Linked DNA regions of Mus musculus: region 1 is linked to region 2. Evidence: chromatin loops called from intact Hi-C (ENCODE). Cell type or tissue: left cerebral cortex. All regions are shown on one strand.

Region 1 (8,000 bases), 160 kb before region 2:
GATATATTTCAAATAAGAACCATGCTTATGTGTGTATGACCAGCCATGGCCTTTTCCCTTTCCCAACTGCAAGCCAGCAATTCTCTAGGTGTCTCTCAAGCAAGATTAGAACTCCATTTTCAGGGAAAGACACGTCCAAGCTCCCCTGTGAAGCCTCTGTGATCCATGGTTTTACCTGATCAGATTATAAATACTGCCCAGTGCACCTAAGAAGTCAACCTACAATCTCATTTGTGGGGCACAACCTCAAAAGATACCAAATATCCAATACATCACTGAAACATCTAAGTTCAATGCTCACACGCCCACTTGAGTGGGTAGGCCCCTTTCTCTAAGCATTCCTCTTTCCGTTAACCCTCACACTTGAATCTACGCTAAAATCTTTCCTTCAGAAACTCCAAGTTGGCTTCCCATGGATTGATTCTGAAATTCTTCTCTGCAGTACAGTTGAAACTCTTGGCTCTGAGAAGAACTGAAGATGCTGTGGGCAGCAGCGTGGAGCTGCGCCAGGTCACTATCACAGGAGAGAGTGAGCCACACCGGAGCTGCACAGCCAGTCTGGGGTGGAACACAGGTACAGCTTACAGGTTCCTGACTTAAAAACGAGTTTAATTTTAGCAAAAACTGGGAGGAAGCCAGGCCAGGGTAGATAGAACAGGAGGCAGGAGGGATGACACGGATCTCGGGCCTTTATCTTGTCCAGGTGATGATAGGGTCGGGAGGTGTAAGACACAAAAGCCTCCTGTGTACACCTGTGCCACTTCCATGCCAATTAGCACTTGAATGAAAAGGAAGGAATGCCATCCGAGGGGCACCTCTGCAGCTGGTGGAGGCGCTCAGGTGGTACACTTTCTTGGAGCAAGGCTCTTATTATCTCCCTCGACAGGCAGTTCCTTAATCAAAGCAGAGGATGCTAAATATACTTCTGTTTCTTTGGGTAAGCAGGCTGGGACTGCTCTGAGTGGGGCGTGTACGGTGTGTGTGTGTACAGATGGGTTTCTGGTGTCCAATCCCACTCACCAAGGAAGAGAGCCATCTCTCCTACTACCCCGAGCAGCTGTCTCCTCAATAAGAACATATCAAATTGGGGCTAAGCAAAACACCTCAATTTCAACTGGAAACACCTCTACCTTCACTCCCTTCCTCTAACCCTGCAAGCAGGTCTCTCCTGCTGCTGCTGACCCCTCGGGATTATCTTCCCTAAGATACCTCTACTCTTACTCCCTCGGCTTTCTCTACCAGGTATGTCCCTCCAGGTTGCTGTTGAAGAGGACACAGAGATGCAGCTCCCACTGTGCCAGAGACCGATACAGGCAGCACAGCTGACTCGCAGTAAAGGCAGAAGGCTCTGTCTGCATCTTAAGAGGCTGGAAAAGCCTGTGGGGTGTGGATGCATGCAGTGGGCAGCAGAACAGACACGAATGCTCAGACCCTCACATCTGCGGAACTACCCTTTGTCTTCTCCTGAACCATCGCTGAAGACTCAGAAATGCCCTGGAAGAAGGCCCACATGCTGCCAGTTTACATCTTTAATTTCTCTCTGGGTGTTGAGTGGCAGAATCCCTTGGCACAAGAATCCAATCCACCCAGCTGAGGCACATTTCAGCCCGCTTGACCCTTTGGTAACTTCAGCAGCCAACAAGGAAGAGCTCAGTCCCTCCCAGCCACTCTCTGCCTATCCTGCTCACCCCACAGCCTGGGAAAACATCTCAAAGCCTTGCCACTGAGTTAGCGTCAAGCTCCTGCACAGGAGTTTGTCTCAGACACAGTCACTTCTCCCCAAACCTTAGCCTTCCTGTCTGTTTCAACCCTGTGAATCTCCAGGCTCTTCCAGCCCTTATTCCCTCTCTTTTTTTCTTTTTAGAGCCTTAGGAGGTATCTACACATCTCTCTAACCCTCCATCATTTATGTGATGGGAAGGAAGAATCTTACCAGGGTTTGGTATTTGTTAAAGGAATAGAAATTCCTCAATGGAAAACATAAACGAGGAGCAGGCAGCTGATTGAAATTTGTTTTAAAACTGAGTGGCTGCATTTTTCAAAACACAAGCACACACCCAAGTCAGTCTCTTGGGGAATGTGGCTGCTTCCTCAGGCTGCTGCAGCTAGCAGAGCCTGCTGCCTCCCTCCCGGAAACCGTGTATTTGTTTAGCAGTGAGCCCAGACACAAGCGCATTTCATTACCAGGCACCTCCAGCTACAGTAAACAAATTTGTCAGCTCACTAGCTCATTAAGGTGCGCCCCGGACACTCGGGATTTATTGAGACCTGCACAATAAAAGTAACATGAATGGATTTACTAATTTTGTCAATCACTCCAACAAACCTGCCCAAGATGGGGAGAAAATGTGAGAGGGGTGGAAAAGCAAAGAAGGGAGGTAGAGGAAAGGTGTGTGGGGTGGGGTGTTGGTTTACAAGAGAGCAGAAATGGACGGCAATGGGAGCAGACCTGCTCTCTGCTGTCAGCCACTGTGGACAGCCCATTTCATAGACGCCGGGTCTCCTTTCCTAGGGTGCCAAGACGGGACAAGAGATGCCAAGGGCAAAATGACATCACACATTCTGGTACCCTGTGGGTTACTTTGAACCTCCCAACTGCACATAAGTCTCAGAACTCATGAACCTGGGGATGAGAACGCCCTTCCCTAAATAGAAGCGGCAGCCTCAGCAGCCTTGCGAAGGAGAGTCACCTGCTCTAGCAGCCCCTGTCCTCTTTGGCTTCCGAGGCTACTTGCTGGACCCTTGCAGACATTCCAAACTGAACTTAAAACCTCTACAGTCAGAGCAGGGGGAGCTGGAAGGGAAATGGGAAGAGGGTGTGAAGGGGGGGGTAGGGATGGAAAGTAAATCCGGAGAGGTATGCAGCCCTCTGGTCTGTAACTTTCAAAATGACAGCAGGACGGGGCAAAGGTCAGGGAGTCTGAGGCCTTAAGCACCTCGGCCAGCTGTGGCAGGGAAGCCTGGAGCCCGCGGGACGCCTGCCCATATAAATCAACAGTAAGCAGGGCCTGCTGGAGATCGGGGACAATGGGCCCACAAGGGGGTGGGAAGCAGGACAATGGGGCCTGGTCAGTGTGCAGGCCCGGAACAAATGTGCCCTGGCACCACAGGGGCCCCCATTTGTGAAACTAATTGGCCCACGATTGAAAAATTGGACCAACTTCAACAGCCCTGGGAGGAAAAACAGGCAGCCCACAAGAGCTTACCTAGCCTGACTCCAGCCCAGCCCTGTAGGTGTGAAGCAAGGGCTTCTAGGGGGCTCCATTCTATCAGAGATGACCTAGTCAATCCGGAGGAAGGATGGGAGAGAGCCTGGTACTGGTGGATGTCATGCCAAACCTCTTTGAGGACCTGGAGGAAAAAAACCATCCTTCGGTTTCCCTATTGGGCTTGTTCTACTGGGGTAAACCTTCAAGGCGAGACATACTGTCAACTCTCTGGCTTTTCAGAGCCTCAGAGATCATACAGCCTTCATCTAGGGCAAGTCAGCTCCTCTCTAAGTCCATTTCCCTTGCTGATCTTCAGGTCTGCAATCTCTATGGTCAGTGGGTGACCTGTTGCTCTCCGTAAGGTGGCCCTTCCAGAGAATTGGTCTCTTGGAGTCCAATTCATCTGGTTTGGGAGACCTCAGTGAACAGAGGCTCCAAAAGTGTGTGATGGAGAGTCAGGATGGCATGAGACAGACCAGGCCAGGCTATTCACCCAGCCTTTGTCTCTTGCTCCATCCCTCATGTGACCTTTATAGTAGACTCCCCCATTGAAGAGGCTACATACAGAACAGAAAGTCATGCCAGCTTCAGCAAGAAGGCCTACCTGGCTCAAGGACACACTGTGAGCTCCTGGCTAGATGCCTCAGGCTCTTTACGGGGACAATGAAAGGAAAAGGAAAGACCCTTGAAGAATTTGTCCATCTCTGATAGCCAATGTTCTAGGCCCATGGAGGACAGGGCCAAGTGCCTTCAAGTGATTCTGGAGGCTTCAGTGGGAACCACTTGTCACAGGCAAAGCAGAGATGGGCCTGACATTGACTAGGTACAGCTAGGGACCAATCCATGTCTTAGGTACTTGTAAGGATCCTGTGAGATGCAAACTTTTAGCAAGAGAAGGCAAGAAAAACTTGGGGAACCACTCCCCGAGGCCTAGTAAGTCAATCCTCAGACTGGCCATGCCTGTGATGTTCCTGAGTGGCTAGGGATATGGATCCCTGAACCCCATCTGAGTCAGGCAAGACTTTTCTGATAGCTGAGAATGCAGCAGAGTCGAGACAGAAGGTGCCACATCCTAGCGTCGGGATGATACCAAAGTGCATGCAGAGCACACAGGGGCAGGGTGAACAGACCCCTCTGGATCCAGTGGCCTCTGGTCTTAGCCAGGTCCCAGTGCACAGTGGGCCCCTACTCTCTTAGTACAGCATTCAGAGCTTGGCAGAGAGCATGGGGCTTCTAGCTAAACATGGGACCGGATTCCACACCGGCACAGACAATGATTCCAGGTAGTTCTTCAAGTACACGAGACATTTTTCACAAAAGCCATTTCTCTAGTTCCCATAATGGCACCAGATGCCCCCAGAAAGGGTTATGGGGTCCAGAAGTAGAATCTTTGTGTGTGTGTGAAGGGGGGGTAGGGTGACCAATTTCCAGGGGGGGGGGCTAAACATAATACAGGAGTACAGGAAAGAGACAGGACAAAACAGAGCCCCAGAGAGATAGCATAGAATGGGGAGGAAGAGGGGAGACAGAAACTAGAAGTAAGAGAAATACTGATTGGTTCAGAGCATTTGCAATATCTGACAAACACTGGCAGTGAAGAGAAAAAAAAATCCCCTGTAAATAAACAAACCAAAACCAAAAAAAAAAAAAAAATCAGGAGAAAGAGAAAATGTATTCATTTTACTGACATTTTAATGGTTCCTCTCTTTCTCCCCCAGAAGATGATTACAAATTAAGGAGCATTTAAATGCTTTTTACTGTCAACAATTAAAAAGAGGACTGTAGGCCCGAGAGCATGGCGGGCCATTCATTCCCACGGTAACCAGGCTATCAGAGACACCGTGAGGCTTCTTGTACTGTACAGCACACAATGGCCCAAAAGGGAAAAGCATACACGTTAGTGTTGCAGGACATTCAAAAGCAAATGAACACATAAAAAGCTCCAGGCACAGAGACAGACACCGAGAGTGGGGCATGGATGGACTGGGGACCAAAAGTCTCAGAAATGGCAGAGTGTAAGTATAGTCTGATTACACCACACTCAATGTGCCAGCATAATTATCGGTGGCGTGTGTGCGCCTGCCTATGTGTGTGTACCTGCCTGTGTGTGCGCACCTGCCTGTGTGTGTGCTTGTACACATGTACACGGAAGAACCAGAGACAGGTACTGATTTGCTACCCTAAAAAAACAGGAAGAAACAAACAAGCTGCAGAGCACTTGGACAGACAGTCACTAGAACCAGACAGACAGTGGGAGGATAGGAGAACCTGTAACACGCCCACGCCACTGATAACTGCGACATGTCCCAATCTGCTGGACCACAGGTATTACATGCCTGGTGATCTTTATCTCACTCGCTTCAGAGTGAAGGATACCTACCATTGCAGCACGTACCAAAAGAACCTATTTGCATTTTTAGGAAATATCTTCCGTTGCAGGTGAACCCACAGTCACCAAATGTATGGCTGGACTCTGCACACGTGCCAGCTTACTGCTACCAAACCCAACATCACTCTGATGCAGTTATCACAGAACTCTTTCAGCTAAATCAGTACAAATCTATATCATCTCAAGGACCTCTGAAAATAACAGACAAAGAAAAAATAATAGAAGAAGACTCAACGCTAGTATACAGGGGAGAAAGAAAGGTATTAGAGAGGAAACAGGTAGAGGGGCACAGACAACAGTTCCCGGTGTTTTCCCCTCTCTTGTCGGGTGGAGACTGAGAGGCCACATCCAGAAGCTGCTGGGTCCATTCCTGTGCTGTTAAGTTTAATATGCAGGGGGGGACAACGGTGAAATAAAAGAGACACGTCCCCTTTAAAAGGAAATATAATTTACAGTGTGCAGCCAGGCGGCCCATAGTTTCAATCTCGTTTACTATAGAGAAAACTCTGCTAGCTGCTCTCTATCCCACAAATCCGATTTAATCAGACAAGCCAGCCAGCGTGGCTTGGAGTAAAAACGGATAATTAGTAAACAGAGAGCTACTCCAGTGCTTCATTGGCATTCGAGTTGGGCTACTGTGTCGCATTTAAAATGCAGTCTGATGAAGTTTACAAAATCAAACCATTTGTTACTCCTATTGAAGAGGCTTCAGGCCACTTGCAATTAAATTGGAATTAGTGCTCGGAATGAGACACAGCAAATTCATACTAAAAAGGATCTGACTTTGAGACATTTGACTTACTTCAACTGTTTTCTGTGTGGGCGTGGGTGTGGGTGCCACAGAGACACTTCTCACTCACCCCGACTCCAAAGGGCTCCCTGATTCCGTGGGCTTGTCCCCACAACAACTTGCTTCTCCCCTAGGCTGCTGTGGGGAGGGGGGCCAGTTGGGGAGGAGACAGACAGCTGACTCTAGGGCACTAGGTCCCAAATTCACACCGGGAAGATACTGTACCAGGGAAAATGTGTCCACAAAGGGCCATATGGCTCCCTTCTGTAGGAGGCCTTTGGACAAGGGGGTGGGAGGGGGCGGAGAGTGTGCTGCCAGAAGGAGGCACACTTCTAGAGGGCAGTGGCCCCACCCCTCTCAGACAGCAGGCTGGCGGCCTCCCGGGGAGAATGGGGGAACTTTTCCTGTTGGCTGGGCTCCTGGGATGTTGGGCATGAGGAAGGCTTCATTCGCCACAGCCCACTCATCAGCGTCCCCCACCTCCTGCTCTGGCCCCTGGAGGCAGGGCAGAACCGCGCCTCTCAGCAAGCCTTCTTAAACAGAAGCCTGTGAAACTCCCCAGCTGACAGGGCAAGGATTCAGGATGCTGGTGAACTTGGATGGGGAAATAGAACATCTTGATTCTCACTGGGAAAGTCTGCAGTTCTCTGGACTGGGGGTGTTAGAAGCAAAGCAGCCTGGAGCACCTTTGTCATGGGTAGCTATTTTCATGCCACTCTGGGGGTATCATTTAAGAAAGCCACACCTACAAAAATATGACAGTTATTCAATCATGCCCTGTTAGGTCATAGGATAACAATGAAATCACACATGTTACTGTGTTAAACATGTTTTATTTGTTTTGTTTTGTTTTGTTTCAGACAGGGGCTTGCTATATGGTCCAGGCTTGCCTCCAATTCACTATGTAGCTCCAAACTCATTACATTTAGCCCAGGGTAGCCCTGGACTAGCAATCCTACTTTAGTCTCCTACATGAAGGGACAATTGATGTTTGCTACTGCACCCAGCCTACAAATGGTTTTTAAAATATTATTTGACATGTATTTTAGGTTCCGTTAAAGCCTTATGTATTTTACTTTATATATTCATAGACAGTGTTCTTTCTCTTTTTTTTTTTTTTTTGATGTTTTTGAGACAGGGTTTCTCTGTATAGTCCTGGCTGTCCTGGAACTCACTTTGTAGACCAGGCTGGCCTCGAACTCAGAAATCCGCCTGCCTCTGCCTCCCAAGTGCTGGGATTAAAGGCGTGCACCACCACGCCCGGTGTTCTTTCTCTTTCTTGATTTTAGTACTGGGGACTGAGCCGTGTGTGTGTGTGTGTGTGTGTGTGTGTGTGTGTGTGTGTGTGTGTGTGTGTGTGTGTGTGTGTGTTAGGCCAGCTCTCGACTATTCTGCCACATCCCCTCTTCTCAGACATCACTCTGAGCATGTGTGTAGAGGCTTCACCTCTCTGAGGAATCCTGGGATTGTGGCGGGAGGCAGGGAGCACACCATTGCTCAGGAGGCTGGAGAGAGCGGGTGTGGGTGTGGAGCTTAATGTATAAAGTCTCAGCGTCACAGGATGACCAGGTCCTGGAGATGGGTGTTGGTTATGACTAAGAAACAATGAAGA
Region 2 (8,000 bases):
TAAAGATGTTCTTGAGGTATCGAGCCTTACGGTCCTCTTCTTCTTCGCCCCCACCGTCAGCCATGGTGGCCTCTGTGTCATTGTCATCAGATGCCTGGATGGTCTCCAGGATCTTCAGGCACTGCTCCTCCAGGTATTCGATCTCTAAAATCTCAGCTGCATACAGCAGGTCATCCAGGTCCTCCGCCTTGGCTTGCAGTGTGGCCGTGTAGGCGTACTCCAGGATCTGCTGGAAGGTTTTTGGCGAGAGGAAGTCTAGAGTATAGTGCTGGCTGTTTCGGTGGAAGAGGATCTCAAACATCTTGCTGGTGCAGGCTAGCACCGTCCGGTGGGCATGGAACTCCTGGCTGTCCACCATGATGACCACATCGCACAAAGTCCCAGCCAGTCGCATCTGATTGGCCTTGCACAGCAGCCCCGTGGGGTGGCTAGGGTTCTGCAGCTGGATCATCCCCATCTTTGTCAGATCCATGATGCTCCCCTGGGCTCAGGCATGGGGCTCTCTTTCCTTCTCTGCTCTGCAAGGTGGGGCGGTGTAGATGTCGGGGCCAGCAGAGGGGACTGGAGAAGAAGGGAAGAGAAGACAAAAGGGGTGAGCAAGTGACAACAACTTCCCCAGTGTCCCTTATAATAAAAAGTCAAAGGCTACAGTATGCCTCTACCCCAGAAAGAGGCTTGGTTGCGGGGGAGGGGTAGCAGAAGGTGGGTGGGCTTCCTAGGAAGGTACCATCATCCTTTCCAACACGCTGAGAGGAAAAGGAAGGTTTGCGCTTCCCCACACTCTTTCCCCCACTGCTCTGAAGCACGCATCCATCGGATAAAGCGAAATGATGATTGCAATGAATCCTAGGCATTCTTCGAGCCTGAGAGCAGAGCCTTCCTGGATAAGGCCAGTGTCCACCATGAGGCTCACAAACTTACTTAAAAGTAAGAAGCATTCGGCTTTCCTGTCCACCCCTATGGGCAAGCCCTCATCTTCAATGTTTTTCTAGTTCTGGCTCACTGAGACGGCCTTAGGAGACAACCAGATCTAGCCAGGGCTGTTAAACATGATGGTGGTCCCAGATCTGCTGGCCATGAAGCTGTCTTCTCCTAGTCATCCTAGACATGACTCCTCTCCATCATCCAGTGGTTTCTATGGCCTCTGTCCTTGCACGCTTAAGTCAGGGCTGCACAGGATTGGCAGACCCATACTTAGGCTGTGACAAACACACCACACCGCACCCTCCCCCTCACACCCATCACATCACATTCTACCTTAACTCATTTTTAACTACAAGTTCTTTAAAGCTGCTGTATGTGTCCAAGGTGTGTGTGTGTGTGTGTGTGCGCGCGCGTGTGTGCGCGCGCACGTGTGCACAGGTGTGCACACGCGTGAATGTACACCTACATGCAATTATACAAGATGCTACAGCCTCCTCTTTTACCCACAGCCCACAAGCCCCCCAATGGACAGAATGCTCTAAAATGAGAAAGTGGGTAACACCATAGGAGAGTATGTTCCCAACAGCCTTGAGAGTGCACACCAGACTGGATGCCTCCCAGGTGTTGGCAAGCCCAGCGACAAAGAGAAAAACTGACATTGAATATGGTTCTCTAAGTGACATTGGCACCAGCATCTCTGGGGTGAATTAAGCCCAAAAGAAGGGAAGACAGGGCTGGAACACAAAGGCCTCTCCCAGAAAGTGTTCTGGATGACTGAGAGGCTCCCAACTTTGAACAGCCATTGGGACATAGGCAGAAAGACCTAACGGGATAAGGTCCCAACCTCTGTCTCTCTGTAGCCAACATTTCCCACAGCCTGGGGAAGAGGGTGGAGAGAGCTAGGCTCTCAGCCACTCTTCGCAGAGCTTGCCTTCACCCTCGACAGGAGTCTTAAAGACTCTTAGGTGCAAAACTCATGCGGAAAGAGTTAACAATAGTGGCTGGCCACTCTTATTGCCCACCCTAAAGTGGAAACGGAGGGCATCATCAAGAACGGTGAGATATCCATTCCTCAAAAGCTTCATGAGCACGGTGTGCTTTCGGGAGAGAGATCAGAGATTTGGAGAACTAAGGGGGAGAAGCCAAAATAAAGAAGGTTCGCTGCTCAAAGGAACCTTTTGGGCCTTGAGGGAAATCAAGGTGCCCTATCCCTAACCGGCGGCTCCGCACCCGCGATCCGACCGTCCCTAGGTGCAGCGATCAGCCGATTCTGGGCAAAGCCAGCGCTAACCCGCCAGAGCTCCGAGGATCGATGGTGCAACACACCCCTTGTTCCCAGAGACCCCCGCCGAGACTTGCATAGGACTTTGGCAAACTTGGGAAAGCAACTTTTCCCCAGGAGTCAGGTGCCTGGAAGAAAGGGAACAGAACTAAGAAAGGGGGAAAGCGAAAGAGCCTGGGGAAAGGAGAAGGTCCGAGCGGGCTGGACGCCGCTGCTAGGCCGGCCCGGCAGCGCAACCCCCCCAGGGGAGAAAAGGATGCACAAAAGCCTGGAGGCGAGTGGTGGGAGGCCAAATGAGAAGAGATCTCTGGGTCCTCCACCTTCCACCCAAGATCACGATCCCCGGGAAGTCACCAGCAGGGTCCCCGGCCTCCCGCACCAGCTGCCGGCGTGCCCGAGTCAAACACGCTGGGAGCGTGGCGGGGAGGAGGCGAGCTGGTTGCAGCGGTGCGCTCCTGTGCATTCCGGTGGGGTCCGCAGGCTGGCAGGATCGTGCGCATTTCGAGCGCGTGCGGGAGCGTGCGAGGGGCTGGGCAAGCTTGCAGCGCGCCAGGGTGGGAAAGACATCCCGAATGCATCAGGTGCAGAGCCGGGAACCCACCGTGCGCGGCCGGGAGCGCACAGCGAGCTCCCGCTCCACCGGCCGTTCCCACCGAGAGCCGAGGAGGACTCGGAGCGCCAGAGTCTCTCCGAAGCGTCCCTCTCTCCTTAAAAGAGGGCATCAAGTCCAATCAAAAAAAGAAGAAAAAAATCCCACCACGTTTTCTCTAAAGAAAACAAAACCCGATCGGATACCAGTCCCCTCCCACCCGACCCCCAGGTTCACTCCTTGCTTCCTCCGGGTCTAGCTCCCCAGCTCGCCAGCGAATAAACACAAATAAATAAGACACAATCCTATCTCACGCCAAGCGCACCGGTCCGCATACATATGAGCACCCACAGGCTCTCTGCTCCTCCGCCAGCCCTTGCCTGTACAAAGACACCCAGTCCCCGACTACACGCGCCCGCAGCCCTGGCAGACCTCCCGGCCTGCCACCTCTCACCCGGACCGGACCGTGCCCGGAGAAGAAAGGTTGGTGAGGCAGCTGTGCCCAAGCTGACAGCCTCAGCGCCGCTTTCTAGCTGACCCCCAACGGGCACTGGCGATCGCTGCTGCAGCAGCAACCAGAGAACCCCGCACGAGCCCAGCGGCCGAGTGGCCAAAGCTAGCACCACCCGCCTAAACCTCTCCCGCCCCAGGGCGCCCTGGCGGGAGGCGGTCGCTGGGCGGTGCGAGTCCTTCCCGGGTTTCCTACACACATACACTTACCGCTTACGGAGCCTGGAGCTTGGGGTGGGTGTGCGTGCCTGGGGGGTTAGGGGTGTGCCTGGATCGGGGAAGGGGTGTTGCTGGGGAACTGTTGCTCCGGATCTCACGGCGGCAGCGGCGGCATCGCCCGGCAGTTCGCAGTACCCGCTCTCGTCACCCTTAACTCCTCTCTGCCGCTAGGTTAGCAAATCACCACCGGCTGCGGCGCCTCCGCCGCGTCCCACGTCAACGCCGAGCCCCCTCCCCTGCGAGGCCCCGGCGCCTCTCCATCTTTAGTGCTGGCGGCCGAGCCCGGCTCCCTGCCCACAGCTGCCCCCTCCCCTCCCCCTGGCCGGTCCTGGCCCGCCCACCCCGCCCCACCCCCGCCCTGGCAGAGCCCGTGCGCTCTCCCAGCCCTGCCCTCCCTTCCCGGGCGCTCCCCTCCCTTCCCAGCGCTCGGCGCTCCGGGCTTCTCCTGACATCTAGCTGCTGCCCCGGCGGCAGCGGCTGCTGCTCGTTGGCTAGGTGGAGAGGGCAAAAGGTTGCAAAGGAAGAGGAGCCGCAGAGGACCTGGCAGTCCCCAAGGGGTCAGAAGGATGAGTGGGAGAAGCGGTTCCCACTTTAGCCCCAGGTTTTTTCATTTCCACTGGGCATGCGGTGTATCCCGCGCCCCTAACTCCCCCAACTCCAGTACTCAAGAGCGCAGTTTTGTCCCGTTTTTTATTATTTGCACCAGTTCAGTGTGTGGCTTCTAGCTTTTCACTTTTTCTCAGGATTCGGATCGCATCCTCCCTTACCCTAGCTTTAAATGGGTCGTTTCCCAAGTCCCAAACCAGGCCTCTGATGCCTGACCACAGGAGTTCGCCGGATTTGGCCAGATAAATCTAAAGGGGCCAGTAGAAATCTGGTAGGAGGCAGCACCTCGATTTTGCTATCTAGATTGTTGCACACTGAGATGCGAAGGCCTGAGTAGTAATACTTTCTCACTCCTAATCTCGGGCATCCTCCCCGCCCGCACGCCCCCCCCCATCTTCCCCGGCCCCAGGAACCTGGATGGAAAGTTCTGAAGATTCTGCGCCTAACTCAGCTCTGCCTTCAGGAGCTACTGGAAGCTTGGAAGAGCGCTGGGCCGCTCCAGAGTACTTTCTTCCCTCAGCGGCTGGACCATTTTAAAGGGCGTACTTGAGATGACAAACCGTAGGGTAGAAAGACCAAAGGAAAAAAAATATTCCTTCTACCCGCGGAAAGCACCGTCTCCTCCTTTGCACACGAAGCTAGGCAGGGAATTGAGGTTGGAGGGTTCTTTTCTGAGCACTGGCCTCCGGCCAAAGCCCCAGCGCAGTGTTATTGGGGGTGTGGTGGAGAGCGCCACCCAGGGGTCTCAGAAAAGTCACCCACACAGCCCCACCCTCCAGTCCTAAGGTATTAGTTCCAGGCTTCAGTTTAGGGGTGCTGTGTTCTTGGCTTACCGCGGATCTCCCACAGGACCCACAGAATCGTATCTTGATTCCCCAGGAGCTAAAGGAGAAGGAAAGTGGGCGGTGAATGGAGACAAAAAAACCCACGAAGACCAGGTGGCAGAGCTTACACAAGATCTGCACGGGGGTCTGCTAACGTGGTGGTCATTTATAATAACAAGGCATCCTAACAATTGACACTCCCAGGTCTCAGATTAGCAGTGGGAGAGAGAAGTCCGCAGAACCGAGCACTGGGAAGCAAAGGAAGAAAACTACAATTGAGTTACCCTCTCATAGGCAGTGTCATGTGGGTGAGACAAGGCGAAACCCCCCTACCCCAGTCAGTTGGTATACAACAAAAAACACCTTGTGTAAAGGCTACCTGATTCTTTCAAGTTAAGGCGAACCCTCTGTAAGAAGTAGGGGATTTGAGGACGTTAAGAAGGAACTGCCATCTATAAAGAAAGCAAGAGTGGATGAGCAGAAGGGAACAGGAAAAACACACACCCCCCTGCCGTGAATGCCTGGCCATGGGAATGGAGCATTGAGCTTGTTGAGTTCCTGTCTAAAGAAGGCTTGCTATCTAGGGTCCACATCCACCTACCACCCTCTCTCCAGCAGTCACCGGAGAGGCACACGATTAACCTCTGATCCTATTCTACCATTAATCCTCAAATCAGAGAAAGAGAATCCGTAGACACAATGGAAACGAAAGAACAATTCCTTGCCTGGCCCTGGCCTCCCCCCCAACCCCAGCCATACTCACTCTATGTGAAAATCTCCCTTGCTTCATAAACTCTGCCCATTAAAGAGCCCAGCCCTTGTTAGGAAGTGTTAAAGAGAGAGTAATGCCTAGATTTAAGAGGTGGGGAAGGTAACAGAAAGGGAGAAGGCAGGCGAGGCTGTGGGCTGGGTGCCAGCATTGGGCTCCAGAGCATTTCCACTTAGCGATGAAGGCTGGCCGAACAGCAGTTTGATAAGGTTTATTGGGCCCAGATAAAGCAGCAGCAGCCCCCACTCCCAAACCAGCACCATTTATAGCCAGAGCTGTGTCCTTGGATCCTGGGAAGCAATGAGAGTCCCCAGTTGAGAGATTTCATATGGTAAGGCCTAAATCCAAGCAGAGTTGAAAAATCAAAAGACAATCTCCCTGCCCCCTCCCCCACCTTTGGGTTTTTTGGACTGTTTTGTTTTGTTTTGTTTTGTTTCTAAAAGATGTAGTAGGGAAACTGGAAAAATCAACTCCTAAAAAGGCGAAAGTCCACTGGCCACGACACTGCTTTCCTTTTATCCCAACACTATGGAGACAAAGACCAGTCACACTGTGAGTTACAGGCCAGCCCCAGGTATCCAAGTGAGAGAGACCTTCTCTCAAAAACAAAACATAGGACCTTGGTTTAAGGTTTTCTGACAAAATGCAAGAGGCCTCAGTCTTAGTCATGCTAGAAGCAGAGACAGAGGTGAGCTAACCATTGGGCAGACCTCCACCACAAATCTCCCCATTCCTTCACCTCCTGTTTTCCTGCATACCTCCCAGCCATGGAGCCTCTCCAAGCTCGGCTAGTGGAAAAGTATATCCAGTCTGAGAGAAACATGTAAGAAGGAGGTGGTGGGGGTAATAATTCATTCAGAGCATTCCTTGAAAAGCTTAACACGTTACCTCTCTTGTTTTAGTTAGTCCTTCTAACCACCCTGTTGGTGTTTCGTGACCATTTGGGGAGGAAAGAAACCTGAGGCTCGGGCTGGAGAGATGGCTCAGCGCTTAAGAGCCCTGGCTGTTCTTCCGAAGGTCCTGAGTTCAAATCCCAGCAACCACATGGTGGCTCACAACCATCCATAACGAAATCTGATGCCCTCTTCTGGTGTGTCTGAAGACAGCTACAGAGTACGTACATATAATAAATAAATAGAAAGAAAGGAAGGAAGGAAGGAAGGAAGGAAGGAAGCAAGCAAGCAAGCAAGCAAGCAAGCAAGCAAGCAAGCAAGCTGAGGCTCAGAGACTGTTTGCATCCAACATGATGCTCTGAATCACAACGTGTAATAGCACAGCTCTGTTCTTCATGCCTAGATCACCTAGACTGAAAGAAATGAAAGAAACAACCAAGGTCTTTTAGTTTCCTTGCCTTTCTCTGTTGAGGACAGGGCTATAGAGCAGTGCACCAGCCAAAGTGACTCTAACTATTGCATATTGCTGCCTGGGCTTTCCTTCCTTCCCAGGACCTCAGACTATTGAAAAAGAGTTTTGAATGACAGTAAAACATCTAAGAGACACTCAAGAGCTTGAGTGTTTTACTTGCATGTGAATGGCAAGTCTCAATTCTTTGGGCTGAGGATACAGTTTACTTCAGAGTTCTTGACTAGCAAACACCAAGTTCTGGGTTTGATGCCCCCCACCACCACCACCACCACCACTAATTGTGGTGTGCATGCGTATTCTGAGTTCCGTAAGTGAACTAAGTGGAACAACATCACGAGACACACCTTCCAAAAAGCAAAGGGCCAAGTATTGAGGGGACCTGTATGTTCTGGTACTTTAGGCTCAGGAAAGCCAATCCGATCATTTCCATCACCCTTCTTCCATCACCAGGCACTGAACAGTGGAGACTGAAGACTTTGGCATCTCTTCTAGCTACTGAGGATGCCTTCCCTGGCATCTGTAGGCACCACTGGGTGGCTAAGACAGGGTCTCACTGTATATCCTCCGTGGACCGATGCACCTGGCTAGAGAACTTTTCAAAGAGGAACGAAGAAGGGATTTTCTTTTTTTGTGCCAGCAGCTTTGGGGTCACTGTGACCCCCAAGATCTTTGTGACTGAGGACAAGAAAGAGTTTTCTTCCCTTTCTCTCCCCAGCATATTGCAAATGGTGTTGGGGGCCTAATGTTTTCAACTCAAATAGCAAATCTGAGTTGTTATTAGTGCAAAGATGCCCTGAGGGGGTAGGCAGTGTGGATGAGATCTGCAAGGGATGTTATGGTAAAGTGTGTTTATAATTATAATGGGATTTAATGTACACTGGGACCAGATGATGGCAGCCATTTAAAAAAAAA

The links. A loop is a pair of places that touch in the nucleus more often than their neighbours do. Peaks named below come from ENCODE experiments on the same cell type or tissue, not always from the same donor. Only the 100,000 strongest peaks of a DNase experiment are listed, where the experiment ranks them.
Region 1: a loop joins it to region 2, with 2.2 times the contacts of the local background. A loop is called at or near these places in 4 of 42 quality-filtered maps.

Annotation. Positions count from the first base shown.
Region 1 is chr9:48,672,401-48,680,400 of GRCm38, forward strand. The region is part of intron 4 of Zbtb16 (zinc finger and BTB domain containing 16); the gene reads right to left. It overlaps Gm32280, which reads left to right. Exons shown (of 3, transcript XM_030244764.1): 2 at 443-574; 3 at 1,243-2,289. The coding sequence ends at 1,727. Among named protein-coding and RNA genes, the nearest start is that of Gm32280, 6.3 kb to the left of the region's middle. In left cerebral cortex, CTCF peaks have their summits at 3,006 (motif pointing right) and 6,714 (motif pointing right); DNase peaks (open chromatin) are centred at 502, 984, 1,306, 3,053 and 2 more places; H3K27ac peaks cover 5,070 bases.
Region 2 is chr9:48,832,539-48,840,538 of GRCm38, forward strand. It overlaps Zbtb16 (zinc finger and BTB domain containing 16), which reads right to left and starts at 3,687. Exons shown (of 7, transcript NM_001364543.1): 1 at 3,516-3,687; 2 at 1-561. The coding sequence starts at 472. In left cerebral cortex, CTCF peaks have their summits at 3,699, 3,980 and 4,861; DNase peaks (open chromatin) are centred at 2,684, 3,748 and 4,858; H3K4me3 peaks cover 4,684 bases; H3K27ac peaks cover 3,998 bases.